2 separate regions of the Mus musculus genome follow, and region 2 is linked to region 1. A link is a loop called in an ENCODE intact Hi-C map of the cell type or tissue named here. Cell type or tissue: left cerebral cortex. All regions are shown on one strand.

Region 1 (8,000 bases):
TGCCCACAGTACTCAATACAGAAGCCCTGTGAAGTCCCCATCAATGTGCAAAGGCACTCACTCACACACATATATGAGCACTCTCCACTGCCCATTCCGCTTCTCTACTTTTCGCCATGATTTCCATCATCGTCCAGAGTTCTACTCAGTCTATTCCAATGCTTACTGCCTTCTCACTGTATGGTGGTTTGAACAGGTGTGGCCCCCAATAGACTCATGTGTTTGAATGCATGGCCCATAAGGAGTGGCACTATTAGGAAGTGTGGGCTTGTTGGAGTAGATGCGGCCTTGTTGGATGAAGTGTGTCACCATGGGAGCAGGCTTTGATATCTCATATGCTCAACCTATGCCTTCAGTGTGACACAGTCTCCTTCTGCTGCCTGCAGATCAAAATGTAGAACTCTCAGCTCCTTCTCCAGCACCATGTCTCCCTGCATGCTCGCATGCTTCCTCACATGATGATAATAAACTAACCCCCTGAAACTGTAAACCAGCCCCAACTAAGTGTTTTCCTTTAAAAGAGTTTCTCTGGCCATGATGTTTCTTCATAGCAATAGAAATCCTAAAATACCCTGATTCTCTCAGCTAAAAGCAAGTAAATGCTTGTATAGAAAGCAAGGGAATCTTTATATATGCAAAAGCTGGGTTTTTGCCAACTGGTTGAAAACCACCACCCCAGTCTCCCCTTATGAGCATCAAGAAGATTCAAGCAATGATTAAGCATAGACTATAATCATCTGGGTTCATCTCATAGCAGAAGATCCAAAGAAAATCTCCTCATGTACATAATGAGGGTCCTAAGTGTTCAGGAATTTAAACAAAATTAATAGAAGGTAAAAAAAATTTAAAAATCAATTAGTCAGTATTAATATTATTTTCCCAAATACAAAATAATTTCTTTTCATTTTTGTTATTGAAGCTGTGACACATGTTTTTGTACCCTCTATGTCTGTCATTAAACTGTGTTTGGGTAATGTTATCATTCCCATTTATTCTAACTGTGTATCTGGGAATAAAGTACTAATATATTTCTGCTTAAATTTTCCCTTAATCTAAAAGCTCTTCTTCTAGATACCCACATACTCAAAGATTAAACAAAAGGAGGCAGCTAAAAGCAAGGTTATTAGAAACTGAAAACCACAGCCTAAAGGCTAAGCTGGGCCCATTTCTTTTTTTATAAAGATAATTGAAACAGCTCTGTCCATTCATTTAGCCCTTGCCTATGGCTGCTTTTGTACCTCATCAGCAGAGTGGAATAGCTGTGACAGAGACCATACGACCTCAGAACCAAACATATTTACTATCTAGCTGACCCTGTATTAGGTCATCTAAATTCCTATTGACTTTTCCCATGCTGCTGTGGCACGCTGCATAAGGTCATTTATTGAGCACCAACTATGTGTCAAGACTCTGTGAATGGTATATTAAGGTAACATTCTCAAACATCAATGATATTTACCAAAGGTCACCATGAACAATTATCACTCTCTCCCCTTCATTTCAGAGACAAAATAGAAAGACTGTGAGATGAAATTGCTGAGTGGCCAGCAAGTCAACGAACGTCCTTCTCCAAAGGAACATTGCTCAGCCCTTAATGATCAGGGGAATAAAAATGTAGGTTTAGAGCACAAGAAATGGGGATAAGACATAGTTCCTTATCCTTATAAAATTTGTGTCATATCCTTATCATATATATAGCCAGGTTTGGCCAGCATTGCTCTGCCACAGCAATACCTAGTCCAAATCTAAAATTCCTTAGGGTTATCAGACGGCAGTTTGATTCCAATCCTCTACCTTAATCCTCACCAAGTTCTGGAACTGTATTGCAGCCCACATACTGATCAGAGGACAGCAACAGTAGAGTCCTGTCACCCACTACTGCTTCAACCCACACTGCTAAGACATGACCCACAGAATCTGAATAGTGACCATGACCCAGGCTTCAGGCTACACTGTCAGATACCAACAAAATGTGTCCCTTCCCCACCACCATTCTCTTGTCAAACTTGGGGGAGGGAGGTTCACAAAGTGTGTCCCAAGTCAAGTGTGACCATATGTCCCCAGTAGACCTATTAAAAAGAGACAAACTAGAGGTGAGAGTGGGAGGTTGTTCGATGTAGTCATGTTAGGAAGAGGGACAAAGTGATCCAGTGAAACTCCCAAGTCTATCTTTCAGATTCTGCAGTAAGATCAAAGTTCATATAGAGAGCCAAGGATATGTACTTCTAAGTAGTTCTATGAAGGTATTGTCCCACCCACAATGACCCATCATAGCCTGAGCTTCTACCTAATACCATAAAGTGACAGTACAGTTCTTAGAACTGTATGAACTGTTCCCCCTCTGACTGCTTAGTTTTCCCTCTCCCAGCATGTGATTCCTAGGGAAATCCCCATCTCTTTGGCGTCCATTATTTCAGTAGTCTAATAGTCAGATTAAGAGACACCAAGTATCTCATTTGAGTATCTTTATTTCCAACTGGTCTGTTACATCACTTTTGCATACTTGAGATGTCACAAGCTGCATTTCACCAGTGAAAACCACTAGAAATCAGCTAGCATCCCAGGGCCTGACCCCATCTCCAGTGTTTTCTTCTACAGAACAATATCTAATCAGGAAAGCATGTGTTAAGCAGAAGCCAATAGCAATACATTGCTTGAGAGTGTATGCTAAACCACAAGAAAATTTTACAAAGCAGTGACCTTAGTAGCTTCTATTTGGTTAAGTTCATAACATACCCTGTGTTTGCTCCAGTTTGTTTCCTATTGCTATGATAAGACCTTGAACAAAAGCAACTGGGAGTGGGGAAGGGTTTATTTGGCTTATAGTTCCATGACATATCTATCATTGAGGAAGGAAGGAGGGTCAATAATTTAATCAGGAATCTGGAAGCAGGAACTGAACTGGGGACTATGCAGGGACCTTGCTGACTGGCTTGCCTCCCATGGCTCTCTCAGCCTGCTTTCACATACAACATGTGACAGTTGGCACCACTATCAGTGAGTTGAGCCCTCCCATGTCAATCATTAATCAAGAAAATTCTCTGTAGATTTACCTGTGGAGAAATTTGGTAGACGTATTTTCTCAGTTGAGGCTCCTCTTTCCAAATAACTCTAGCTCGGGTCAAGCTGACAAAAACCTAACCAGGACACAGTTATAAAGAAAATAGATATGTTTGGCCTATGAAAAAAGTGTCTGAGCTGGTTTTTACTGTAGTAAAAAAAAATATATATATATATACATACATACATACATACATACATACATACATACATACATACATATCCTGTTTTGATCATTGTAAAGACAAAATTCAATAGCATCAAAAAATTTCCTATTTCTCATACACCATCACCAGATTTTTTCCCATCATCCTATTCTGAAGCTTTTTACCTTTAAAGCCCTCATGCTCTTGTCCCCAAGCCCCTGGAAGCCACCATTCTCCTTCCTATCTGTACGGGATGACTAATGCAGGGATCTTATAAAGGTAGGATCATAGAGTAATTGCCATTCTATGGCTGACTTACTTCAATTAGCATAATGTTGCTGAAGTTCATCCATGTTAAAAAAAAAAAAAGAAGATTCAGAGTAACACGCCACTGCTTGTATATATCGTTCTGTTTATCTTTTCACCCACATATAGACCCTTCACTCATTTCTATGGCAAATCAATTACTAACAGTGCTGCACCAGATGCAGTATACACATCTCTCTTGGAGTCTTTTCATTCTTTGGCTATAAACCCAGATAGAGTTGCTAAAAAATGTAGGAATTCTATTTCTAATGTAGTAAGGAGAATGTAAACTGTTTTTCATAGCAGCCCACACAACCTTACATTCAGCAAGTGGTGCACAAGGGTTCCAATAGCTCCATGTTCCCTTGAATACTATTGTTTCTTTCTTTCCCTTGTGTAATAGCCACAACCACATGACGTGGCATCTCTTTGCGGAACGAATGTTTCCTCACCCTCACAGTTAGTGATACTAAGCACACATAGTTTTGAAGTGACCTCAAAATCCATTTGCTAGGTCATGAAGAATCAACTGATTCGTTTTTCAGGATGGTACTTACTCTGCAGCAAAGTGATTGCATTCACAAGTATTCTGAACATAGAAGAATTTAGAAAGTACATAAACAGATTTTTGTTTTGGATTTTTTAGTTTCTGTTTTACTAGAATTTTATTAGATTCCTATAAGAATTGTAAGGCTAGCAATAGGGTCATTTCCTACCTTCTAATTATGTGCCCCTAATGTTAGCATCTTATGTAGGCTTTTTACATTTGCCAAAGCAAAACAATTAGCCACAGTACAACAGACTCTCAAGATGTCTTTGGACTTTCCTTCTTCAGTTCAAAGATTCTATGCAAAATACCATGTTCCATTCCATTGCCTTCTCTCTCGGCAGTCTGACAGTCTCACTCTTTCCTTGTGCCTTTGACAGTTCCGGTGGGTAGTCATCTGTTATTTTGTAGGGTGAGACTTGGGGTTGATTTATTGATGGCTCCTCACGCTTTGCTTGGATATGGGAGACGTACCACAGACGTAAATTCCCTTCTCGGTGCATCAAGTCAAGGTTACATGATATTCACATGGGTCATTATTATGGTACCAACCTTCATCCACGGCTAAGGTAACATCTGCCAGATGTTTTCATCCCAGACACAGCTTTCCCTTTCACATACCAGATTCATTGGAAGCAAGTCACACTAAGTCTAGCAATCCATCCTCACAGAGAAGAAAATGAAGCTTCTGCAGGTGGGAGGTGTACTGGAGACTTTGTGAATGCGTGTTAAATTCACAGTAGTTAAATATGTAGGAGGAGATATTTAAGGATGAGCAAACACTCTCCTGCTCTTACTGTTTCTGCCACAAATTTTCTCAGTGCTAAGGCAATGAGCTGGACTGGGAAGGAACGGGAACCCATCAGCAAAGCTCCGCCTTTCTTTCCCCAGCACTCACATACTAATTGCTGTGGATCCTAAAGGCTATAAATTCCATGGTTCCAAAGCAAAAACTTCAAGAGCTTCTCTCAGGAATCGCTTGTCCTGGGGTGAGATCACTGTTTCACTTCATCAGAAAATAAATGTAGGCCTTAGAGGATGTCGGCTTCATTTTTGCAACTCTTCTATGGTTGGAGCACTTCCTTTCATTGTGTTGTTAATTTTTCAATGAAACTTTAATGTTTTATCAAATTGCTGTATTAAATAATAAAATATACAGAAATGTCTTCTACTTACATATAAGGGCTACATCATTCTGAAATTAAGCTGTTATTACCTACTGATACCTAAGTCACCAGTGGCCAAGCAGTGTAAAAGACTACAGGAATGGTTATTAACAAGAGAGCTTCACCCTCCCCTGTGAGATGACTCATAGATTAGAAAATGCCGCCCTTCCACTCGACTCTAGACTCGACCCCCGGGCTACCTTGCCAGCAGAGTCTTGCCCAACACCCGCAAGGGCCCACACGGGACTCCCCACGGGATCCTAAGACCTCTGGTGAGTGGAACACAGCGCCTGCCCCAATCCAATCGCGTGGAACCTGAGACTGCGGTACATAGGGAAGCAGGCTACCCGGGCTTGATCTGGGGCACAAACCCCTTCCACTCCACTCGAGCCCCGGGCTACCTTGCCAGCTGAGTTGCCTGACACCCGCAAGGGCCCACACAGGATTCCACACGTGATCCTAAGACCTCTAGTGAGTGGAACACAACTTCTGCCAGGAGTCTGGTTCGAACACCAGATATCTGGGTACCAGCCTTGCAAGAAGAGAGCTTGCCTGCAGAGAATACTCTGCCCACTGAAACTAAGGAGAGTGCTACCCTCCAGGTCTGCTTATAGAGGCTAACAGAGTCACCTGAAGAACAAGCTCTTAACAGTGACAACTAAAACAGCTAGCTTCAGAGATTACCAGATGGCAAAAGGCAAACGTAAGAATCCTACTAACAGAAATTAAGACCACTCACCATCATCAGAACGCAGCACTCCCACCCCACCTAGTCCTGGGCACCCCAACACAACCGAAAATCTAGATCCAGATTTAAAAACATTTCTCATGATGATGATAGAGGACATCAAGAAGGACTTTCATAAGTCACTTAAAGAATTACAGGAGAGCACTGCTAAAGAGTTACAGGCCCTTAAAGAAAAGCAGGAAAACACAGCCAAACAGGTAGAAATCATTAAAGAAAAACAGGAAAACACATCCAAACAGGTGATGGAAATGAACAAAACCATACTAGAACTAAAAGGGGAAGTAGACACAATAAAGAAAACCCAAAGCGAGGCAACGCTGGAGATAGAAACCCTAGGAAAGAGATCTGGAACCATAGATGCGAGCATCAGCAACAGAATACAAGAAATGGAAGAGAGAATCTCAGGTGCAGAAGATTCCATAGAGAACATCGACACAACAGTCAAAGAAAATACAAAATGCAAAAGGATCCTAACTCAAAACATCCAGGTAATCCAGGACACAATGAGAAGACCAAACCTACGGATAATAGGAATTGATGAGAATGAAGATTTTCAACTTAAAGGGCCAGCTAATATCTTCAACAAAATAATAGAAGAAAACTTCCCAAACATAAAAAAAGAGATGCCCATGATCATACAAGAAGCCTACAGAACTCCAAATAGACTGGACCAGAAAAGAAATTCCTCCCGACAAATAATAATCAGAACAACAAATGCACTAAATAAAGATAGAATATTAAAAGCAGTAAGGGAAAAAGGTCAAGTAACATATAAAGGAAGGCCTATCAGAATTACACCAGACTTTTCACCAGAGACTATGAAAGCCAGAAGAGCCTGGACAGATGTTATACAGACACTAAGAGAACACAAATGCCAGCCCAGGCTACTATACCCGGCCAAACTCTCAATTACCATAGATGGAGAAACCAAAGTATTCCACGACAAAACCAAATTCACACAATATCTTTCCACGAATCCAGCCCTTCAAAGGATAATAACAGAAAAGAAGCAATACAAGGACGGAAATCACGCCCTAGAACAACCAAGAAAGTAATCATTCAACAAACCAAAAAGAAGACAGCCACAAGAACAGAATGCCAACTCTAACAACAAAAATAAAAGGGAGCAACAATTACTTTTCCTTAATATCTCTTAATATCAATGGACTCAATTCCCCAATAAAAAGACATAGACTAACAGACTGGCTACACAAACAGGACCCAACATTCTGCTGCTTACAGGAAACCCATCTCAGGGAAAAAGACAGACACTACCTCAGAATGAAAGGCTGGAAAACAATTTTCCAAGCAAATGGACTGAAGAAACAAGCTGGAGTAGCCATTTTAATATCGGACAAAATCGACTTCCAACCCAAAGTTATCAAAAAAGACAAGGAGAGACACTTCATACTCATCAAAGGTAAAATCCTCCAAGAGGAACTCTCAATTCTGAATATCTACGCACCAAATGCAAGGGCAGCCACATTCATTAGAGACACTTTAGTAAAGCTCAAAGCATACATTGCACCTCACACAATAATAGTGGGAGACTTCAACACACCACTTTCTTCAAAGGACAGATCGTGGAAACAGAAACTAAACAGGGACACAGTGAAACTAACAGAAGTTATGAAACAAATGGACCTGACAGATATCTACAGAACATTTTATCCTAAAACAAAAGGATATACCTTCTTCTCAGCACCTCACGGGACCTTCTCCAAAATTGACCATATAATTGGTCACAAAACAGGCCTCAACAGATACAAAAATATTGAAATTGTTCCATGCATCCTATCAGACCACCATGGACTAAGGCTGATCTTCAATAACAAAATAAATAATGGAAAGCCAACATTCACATGGAAACTGAATAACACTCTTCTCAATGATACCTTGGTCAAGGAAGGAATAAAGAAAGAAATTAAAGACTTTTTAGAGTTTAATGAAAATGAAGCCACAACGTACCCAAACCTATGGGACACAATGAAAGCATTTCTAAGAGGGAAACTCATAGCTCTGAGTGC
Region 2 (8,000 bases), 110 kb before region 1:
GTGTGTATGTGTGTGTGAGAGAGAGAGAGAGAGAGAAAAAGAGAGAGAGAGAGAGAGGAAAGAGAGAAAGAGAGAATCACACTAGGCATTATTCAGAGCACTATTGCTAGTTGCTGTAACAAACATCCCCCAACCCCCCAACAGTGACATAACACAATAAAAGTTCATGCAAAAGTTCGTTTCTGATCAATTACTTACTTGATTGGTCTCATTTAAATGGTAACTCAGAGATCTATATGATTCCATACTATGACTATGCATCTGACACACAGAGATATCTAGTTCCCCCAAGCTGAAGTGACCACAGCATTTTACACCAACACTTGAAATGACAAATACCAATTCCACTTACATACCTTCAGCTAGAGTGGCCATAACCTCTCAATCTATCCAGATTATTATATGTGTGTTATTTTGCACATTTGTACAAAGAAGTAAACAAGGCAGACTTGCTATATAAATCACTATATAATCTATATGAGTAGGAAAAGAAAAACATATCAGGGGTCTACACCCTTCTTTTCTGTAGTGGTAGTGAGAATTAAAGGCATGGACTTGAGTATTCTAGGCAACCTCTTTACTGCTTTGCTACATCCTCAACTCTCAAAAGCTGCATCAGAAACATAGGACTTCAGCAAAAGGAAGAAAGCCCTTCTAGGAATTGGGCTTTCTGATACACACGATCAGAAGCTTTGTGATGTATGTATAAACTTTAGAACAAAGGGTTAGACTGATCTGGTTGAATCAATTTTCCAGTAGCCAAAAAGTTTGAGCGATACAGATTAAACAGATTTTTATCATAATTTTTATTAGCTATTTGATGTCAGTAAAGGCCTTTGACTTTTCCCTGTAGATAATAAAATACTTTTGTTCATATACCCTGGCTAAAAAGAAAAGTGAAGTGTATTAAGAGTACACATTATCCACTGAAAAGCAGCAAATGCCAGCAACAGGAAGCCAAGGAATTTGCCAGAGCTGGATGCTGGGTACGAGTTCAGTGCTTAGTCTGATGTGTGATGAAATTGAAAAACAACATCAAAAACATGAAAGCAACAGTTAAAACACAAGATGTCGACAGGATAATTTTGGAGTCGAAAGTGTTGTCGGTGGGTTGGTGTTCCTATTGATTCACAGGGGTTCCTGCCTGGCCACAGTAGACAGTCTCCCCAGGCTCCATATCCCCATGCTGTGAGTCACAGGTAAGGACACCCTGTTGATTCTTGGGCGCCTCCCCTATCCCAGGTCTCTGTCTATTTCTGGAGATGCCCCCCTAACTCCCCCACCCCAGTCAGTTGCAGATTTCCATTCATTCTCATGGCCATCTGGCCATTCCCTGTGTTCCTCCCCACACCTGACTCCAACCCCCTCACTCATCTGCTGATCCCCTCTCTCATCCAGTTCCTTCCATCCTACAAGAAATGCAGGGATTAGGGATGGAGAAGAGACTGAGAGAACGGCCAACTAAAAAATTTGCTCAACTTGAGACCAATCTCACTGGCAAGCACCTATCCATGACATTATTATTTTTTTAATTAGATATTTTCTTTAATTACACTTCAAATGTTGGGGACTCTTATAGAAGAATAGGAGGAAGGATTGCAGCCCTCAGGGGATAGGAACTCCACAGAAAGACCAACAGAGTCAACTAACCTGGAACCTTGGGGCTCTCAAGTTCCTAACTGAACCACCAAACAAAGAACATACATGGGCTGGACCTAGACCTCCCACACTTATGTAGCAGATACGCACCTTGGTCTTCATGGGGATCTCGAGCAACTGGAGCAGGGGCCATCCCAAAGCTCTTGCCTGTACATGGAATATATTCTTCTAGCTGGGCTGCCTTGTCTGGCCTCAGCGGGAGAGGATGCTTGATATGTCAGGGTGGGGGATACCCAGAGGGACCCCACCCACCCAGAGGAGAAGGAGATGGGGCATGGGTGAGGGAGTGTGAGAGGGAAGAATGAGAGAGGGACAGTGAGCAAGGTATAAAGTGAATAAGTAAATAATAATAATAATAATAATAATAATAATAATAATAATAATAATAAAGTTGGGGCCACCCCACACACCATCTTCCTTCTGAACCCAGCAGAGGCCTCTAAGGGCTCCAAAGTGCTCTCCATGCTGCAAGGCCTCAGGATCACCTTGGGATCATGGGTGAGTGGAATGTAATATCAGCTCCAAAGAATTATTGAGGGTCTTGTGCTGACAGGGACAGGGACAAAGGAACCCTGCCTGACCAGAGGCTGGGGTCCATTCAGGTCAGAGCTAACCCTGCCATCTTCTGCATGAACACGGCCAAGGGTGTCTAGGGCACCAGAGGACTCTCCACACCACAGGAACCCTAGCACACGCAGGACCTCCTGATCACCTGAGAGCACATGGGCAATAGAAGCAACAGAGCTTCTTGGTCAGGGTCCCTTCGGGCCTTCATTCTCAGCCAGGAGGCAGAGCAGAGACCCAGACCCCTGGGCACATTCCTTGCCAGAGGAGAGTCTGCCTACAGGGAGAGTTCTGTCCCCAGAACTCAGGAGGTGGATCAGAGCTCCAGACTGCTGGACACCTGCCCTGAAAGAAGAGAGGTTGCCTGCAGAGAGTGCTCTGACCACTGGAACTCAGATGAGAGTTGCACTCCCAGGAGTGCTGACAGAGGCTAACAGAATCACAGGAGGATCAAGCTCCAACCAGAGACCACTTGAACATTAACACCAGAGATTTGCAGATGGCGAAAGGCAAACGTAAGAATCTTACTAACACCTGAATTTTTGATCTTAGCTATTCTGACTGGTGTGAGGTGGAATCTCAGGGTTGTTTTGATTTGCATTTCTCTGATGATTAAGGATGCTGAGCATTTTTTCAGGTGCTTCTCAGCCATTCAGTATTCCTCAGGTAAGAATTCTTTGTTTAGCTCTGAGCCACATTTTTTAATGGGGTTATTTGATTTTCTGGAGTCCACCTTCTTGAGTTCTTTATATATATTGGATATTAGTCCCCTATCTGATTTAGGATAGGTAAAGATCCTTTTCCAATCTGTTGGTGGCCTTTTTGTCTTATTGACAGTGTCTTTTGCCTTACAGAAGCTTTACAGTTTCATGAGGTCCCATTTGTCAATTCTTGATCTTACAGCACAAGCCATTGCTGTTCTATTCAGGAATTTTTCCCCTGTGCCCATATCTTCGAGACTTTTCCCCACTTTCTCCTCTATAAGTTTCTGTGTCTCTGGTTTTATGTGAAGTTCCTTGATCCACTTAGATTTGACCTTAGTACAAGGAGATAGGAATGCAGATGCTGGCGAGGATGTGGAGAAAGAGGAACACTCCTTCATTGTTGGTGGGATTGCAAGCTTGTACAACCACTCTGGAAATCAGTCTGGTGGTTCCTCAAAAAATTGGACATACTACTACTGGAGGATCCCGCAATACCTCTCCTGGGCATATATCCAGAAGATGTCCCAACTGGTAAGAAGTACACATGCTCCACTATGTTCATAGCAGCCTTATTTATAATAGCCAAAAGCTGGAAAGAACCCAGATGCCCCTCAACAGAGGAATGGATACAAAAATGTGTTACATTTACACAATGTACTCAGCTACTAAAAAGAATGAATTTATGAAATTTCTAGGCAAATGGATGGACCTGGAGGGCATCATCCTGAGTGAGGTAACAGAATCACAAAAGAACTCAAATGATATGTACTCATTGATAAGTGGATATTAGCCCAGAAACTTAGTATACCCGAGATATAAGATACAACTTGCAAAACACATGAAAATGAAGAAGAACGAAGACCAAAGTGTGGACACTTTGCCCCTTCTTAGAATTGGAAACAATCACCCATGGAAGGAGTTACAGAGACAAAGTTTAGAGCTGAGACAAAAGGATGGACCATCTAGAGACTGCCATATCCAGGGATCCATCCCATAATTAGCCTCCAAACGATGATACCATTGCATACACTAGTAAGCGTTTGTTGCAAGGACTGTGATATAGCTGTCTCTTGTGAGACTATGCCGAGGCCTAGCAAACACAGAAGTGGATGCTCACAGTCAACTATTGGATAGATCACAGGGCCCCAATGGAGGAGCTAGAGAAAGTATCCAAGGAGCTAAAGAGATCTGCAACCCTGTAGGTACAGCATTATGAACTAACCAGTATCCCGGAGCTCTTGACTCTAGCTGCATATGTATCAAAAGATGGCCTAGTCGGCCATCACTGGAAAGAGAGGCCCATTGAACAGGCAAACTTTATATGCCCCAGTACAGGGGAACGCCAGGGCCAAAAAAATGGGAATGGGTGGGTAGGGGAGTCGGGGGGAAGGGTGTGTGAGACTTTTGGGATAGCATTGGAAATGTAATTGAGGAAAATACGTAATAAAAAAAAAGTTTTCTTCACACACACAAAAAAACGAATCTTACTAACAGAAACCAAGAACACTGGGCATCATCAGAACCCAGTAGGCCCACCACAATGAGTCCTGGATACCCCAACACACCCGAAAAGAAAGACACAGATTTAAAATCATATCTCAGGATCATGGTAGAAGATTTTAAGAAGGGCATTAATAACTCACTTAAAGAAATACAGGAGAACACTGCTAAACAGGTAGAAGCCTTTAAAGAGGAAGCACAAAAATTTCTCAAGGAATTAAAGAATACTTCTAAAGAAGTAGAAGCTCTTAAAGAGGAAACACGAAAATCCCTCAAGGAATTACAGGAGAACACTGCTAAACAGATAGAAGTCCTTAAAGAACTACAGGCAAAAACTGCTAAACAGGTAGAAGAACCACAAAAATCCTTTAAAGAATTACAGGAAAACACAACCAAACAAGCAATGGAATTGAACAAAAGCATCCAAGATCTAAAAATGGAAGTAGAAACAATGACAAAAACCCAAAGGGAGACAACTCTGGAGATAGAAACCCTAGGAAAGAAATCAGGAACCAAAGATGTGAACATCAGTAACAAAATACAAGAGATGGAAGAGAGAATCTCAGGTGCAGAAGATTCCATGGGGAACATGGACACAACAATCAAAGAAAATGCAAAATGCAAAAAGATCCTAACTCAAAACATCCAGGAAATCCAGGACACAATGAGAACACCAAATCTACCGATAATAGGAGTAGATGAGAAAGAAAATTTTCAACTTAAAGGGCCAGCAAATATCTTCAACAAATTATAGAAGAAAACTTCCCATACCTACAGAAAGAGATGCCCATGAACATACAAGAAGCCTACAGAACTCCAAATAGACTGGACCTCAAAATAAATTCCTCCTGTCACATAATAATCAAAATAACAAATGCACTAAAAAAAAAAAGAGAGAATATTAAAAGGAGTAAGGGAAAAGGATCAAGTAACATATAAAGGCATGCCTATTAGAATTACTCCAGACTTCTCACAAGAGACTATGAAAGCCAGAAGAGCCTGGACAGATGTTATACAAACACAAAGAGAACACAAATGCCAGCCCAGGCTACTATACCCAGCAAACTGTCAATTACCATAGATGGAGAAACCAAAGTATTTCATGACAAAACCAAATTCACACAATGTCTTTCCATGAATCCAACCCTTCAAAGGATAATAAAGGGAAAACACTAACGCAAAGACGGAAATTACACCCTAGGAAAAGCAAGAAAGTAATCTTTCAACAAACCTAAAAGAAGACAGGCACAAGAACAGATTCCCACCTTTAACAACAAAATGACAGGAAACACCAATTACTTTTCTTTGATTTCTCTTAACATCAATGAACTCAATTCCCCCAATAAAAAGACATAGACTAATAAACTGGCTACAAAAACAGGACCAAACATTTTGCTGATTACAGGAAACCCACCTCAAGGATAAAGACAGACACTACCTCAGAGTAAAAAGCTGGAAAACAATTATCCAAGCAAATGGTCCAAAGAAACAAGCTGGAATAGCCATTCTAATATTGAATAAAATTGACTTCCAACTCAAAGTTATCAAAAAAGACAAGGAGGGCACTTCATACTCATCAAATGTAAAATCTACCAAGATGAACTCTCAATTCTAAATATCTATGCTCCAAATGCAAGGGCAGCCACATTCATTAAAGAAACTTTAGTAAAGCTCAAAGCACACATTGCACCTCACACAATAATAGTGGGAGACTTCAACACCCCACTCTCACCAATGGACAGATCCTGGAAACAGAAACTAAACAGGGACACATGGACACTAACAGAAGCTATGAAAGAAATGTATTTAACAGCTATCTACATAACATTTTATCCTAAAACCAAAGGAAATACATTCTCCTAAGCACCTCATGGTACCTCCTCCAAAATTGACCATATAATTGGTCACAAAACAGGCCTCCACAGATAGAAAAGTATTGAAATTATCCCATGCATCCTATAAGATCACCACAGACTAAGCCTGACCTTCAATAACAGCATAAATAATAGAAAGCCAACATTCACATGGAAACTGAACAACACTCTACTCAATGATACCTTGGTCAAGGAAGAAATAAAGAAATTAAAGACTTTTTAGAGTTTAATGAAAATGAAGCCACAACATACACAAACTTATGGGACACAATGAAAGCAGTCCTAAGAGGAAAACTCATAGCCCTGAGTGCCTCGAAAAAGAAACTAGAGAGAGCATATACTAGCAGTCTGACAACACACCTAGAAGCTCTAGAACGAAGCACATTTACCCAAAAGGAGTAGACAGCAGGAAATAATCAAACTCAGAGCTGGAATCAACCAAGTGGAAACAAAAAGAACTATTCAGAGAATCAGCCAAACCAGGATCTGGTTCTTTGAGAAAATCAACAAGATAGATAAAACCTTAGCCAGACTCACTAGAGGTTACAGGGACAGTATCCAAATTAACAAAATCAGAAATGTAAAAGGAGACATAACAACAGATCCTGAGGAAATGCAAAACATCATCAGATCCTACTACAAAAGGCTAAATTCAACAAAACTGGAAAACCTGGATGAAATGAAAAACTTCCTAGACAGATACCAGGTACCAAAGTTAAATCAGGATCAGATTAACAATCTTAACAGTCCTGTTTCCCCTAAAGAAATAGAAGCAGTCATTAATTCATTAATGGTCTCCCAACCAAAAAAAAAAAAAAAAAAAAAAAGCCCAGGACCAGATGGGTTTAGTGCAGAGTTCTATCAGACCTTCAAAGAAAACCTAATTCCAACTCTACTCAAACTATTCCACAAAATAGAAACAGAAGGTACTCTACCCAATTCATTCTATGAAGCCACAATTACTCTGATACCTAAACCAAACAAAGATCCAACAAAGAAAGAGAACTTCAGACTAATTTCCCTTATGAATATCGATGCAAAAATACTCAATAAAATCCTCACAAACCGAATCCAAGAACACATCAAAATGATCATCCATCATGACCAAGTAGGCCTCATCCCAGGGATGCAGGGATGGGTAGTGGCGCACACCTTTAATCCCAGCACTTGGGAGGCAGAGGCAGCCGGATTTCTGAGTTCCAGACCAGCCTGGACTACAAAGTGAGTTCCAAGACAGCCAGGGCTATACAGAGAAACCTTGTCTCAAAAAACCTAAAGAAAAAAATATATATACGAAAATCTATCAAAGTAATCCACTTTATAAACAAACTCAAAGACAAAAACCACATGATCATCTCGTTAGATGCTGAGAAAGCATTTGACAAAATCCAACACCCCTTCATGAAAAAAGTCGTAAAAAGATTAGGAATTCAAGGCACATAACTAATCATAATAAAAGCAATATACAGCAAACCAGTAGCCAACATCAAAGTAAATGGAGAGTAGCTGGAAACAATCCCATTAAAATCAGGGACTAGAAAAGGCTGCCCACTCTCTCTCTACCTATTCAATATAGTACTTGAAGTCCTAACAGAGCAATTATACAACAAAAGGAGATCAAGGGGATACAAATTGGAAAGGAAGAAGTCAAAATATCACTGTTTGCAGATGTTATGATAGTATATATATATATATATAT

Evidence for each region. Peaks named below come from ENCODE experiments on the same cell type or tissue, not always from the same donor. Only the 100,000 strongest peaks of a DNase experiment are listed, where the experiment ranks them.
Region 2: a loop joins it to region 1, with 2.6 times the contacts of the local background. A loop is called at or near these places in 2 of 42 quality-filtered maps.

Annotation. Positions count from the first base shown.
Region 1 is chr8:41,620,828-41,628,827 of GRCm38, reverse strand. No RefSeq gene overlaps it. Among named protein-coding and RNA genes, the nearest start is that of 2810404M03Rik, 200 kb to the left of the region's middle. In left cerebral cortex, no CTCF peak of the experiment used is centred here; DNase peaks (open chromatin) are centred at 3,833, 4,481 and 4,809.
Region 2 is chr8:41,730,723-41,738,722 of GRCm38, reverse strand. No RefSeq gene overlaps it. Among named protein-coding and RNA genes, the nearest start is that of 2810404M03Rik, 93 kb to the left of the region's middle. In left cerebral cortex, no CTCF peak of the experiment used is centred here; no DNase peak of the experiment used is centred here.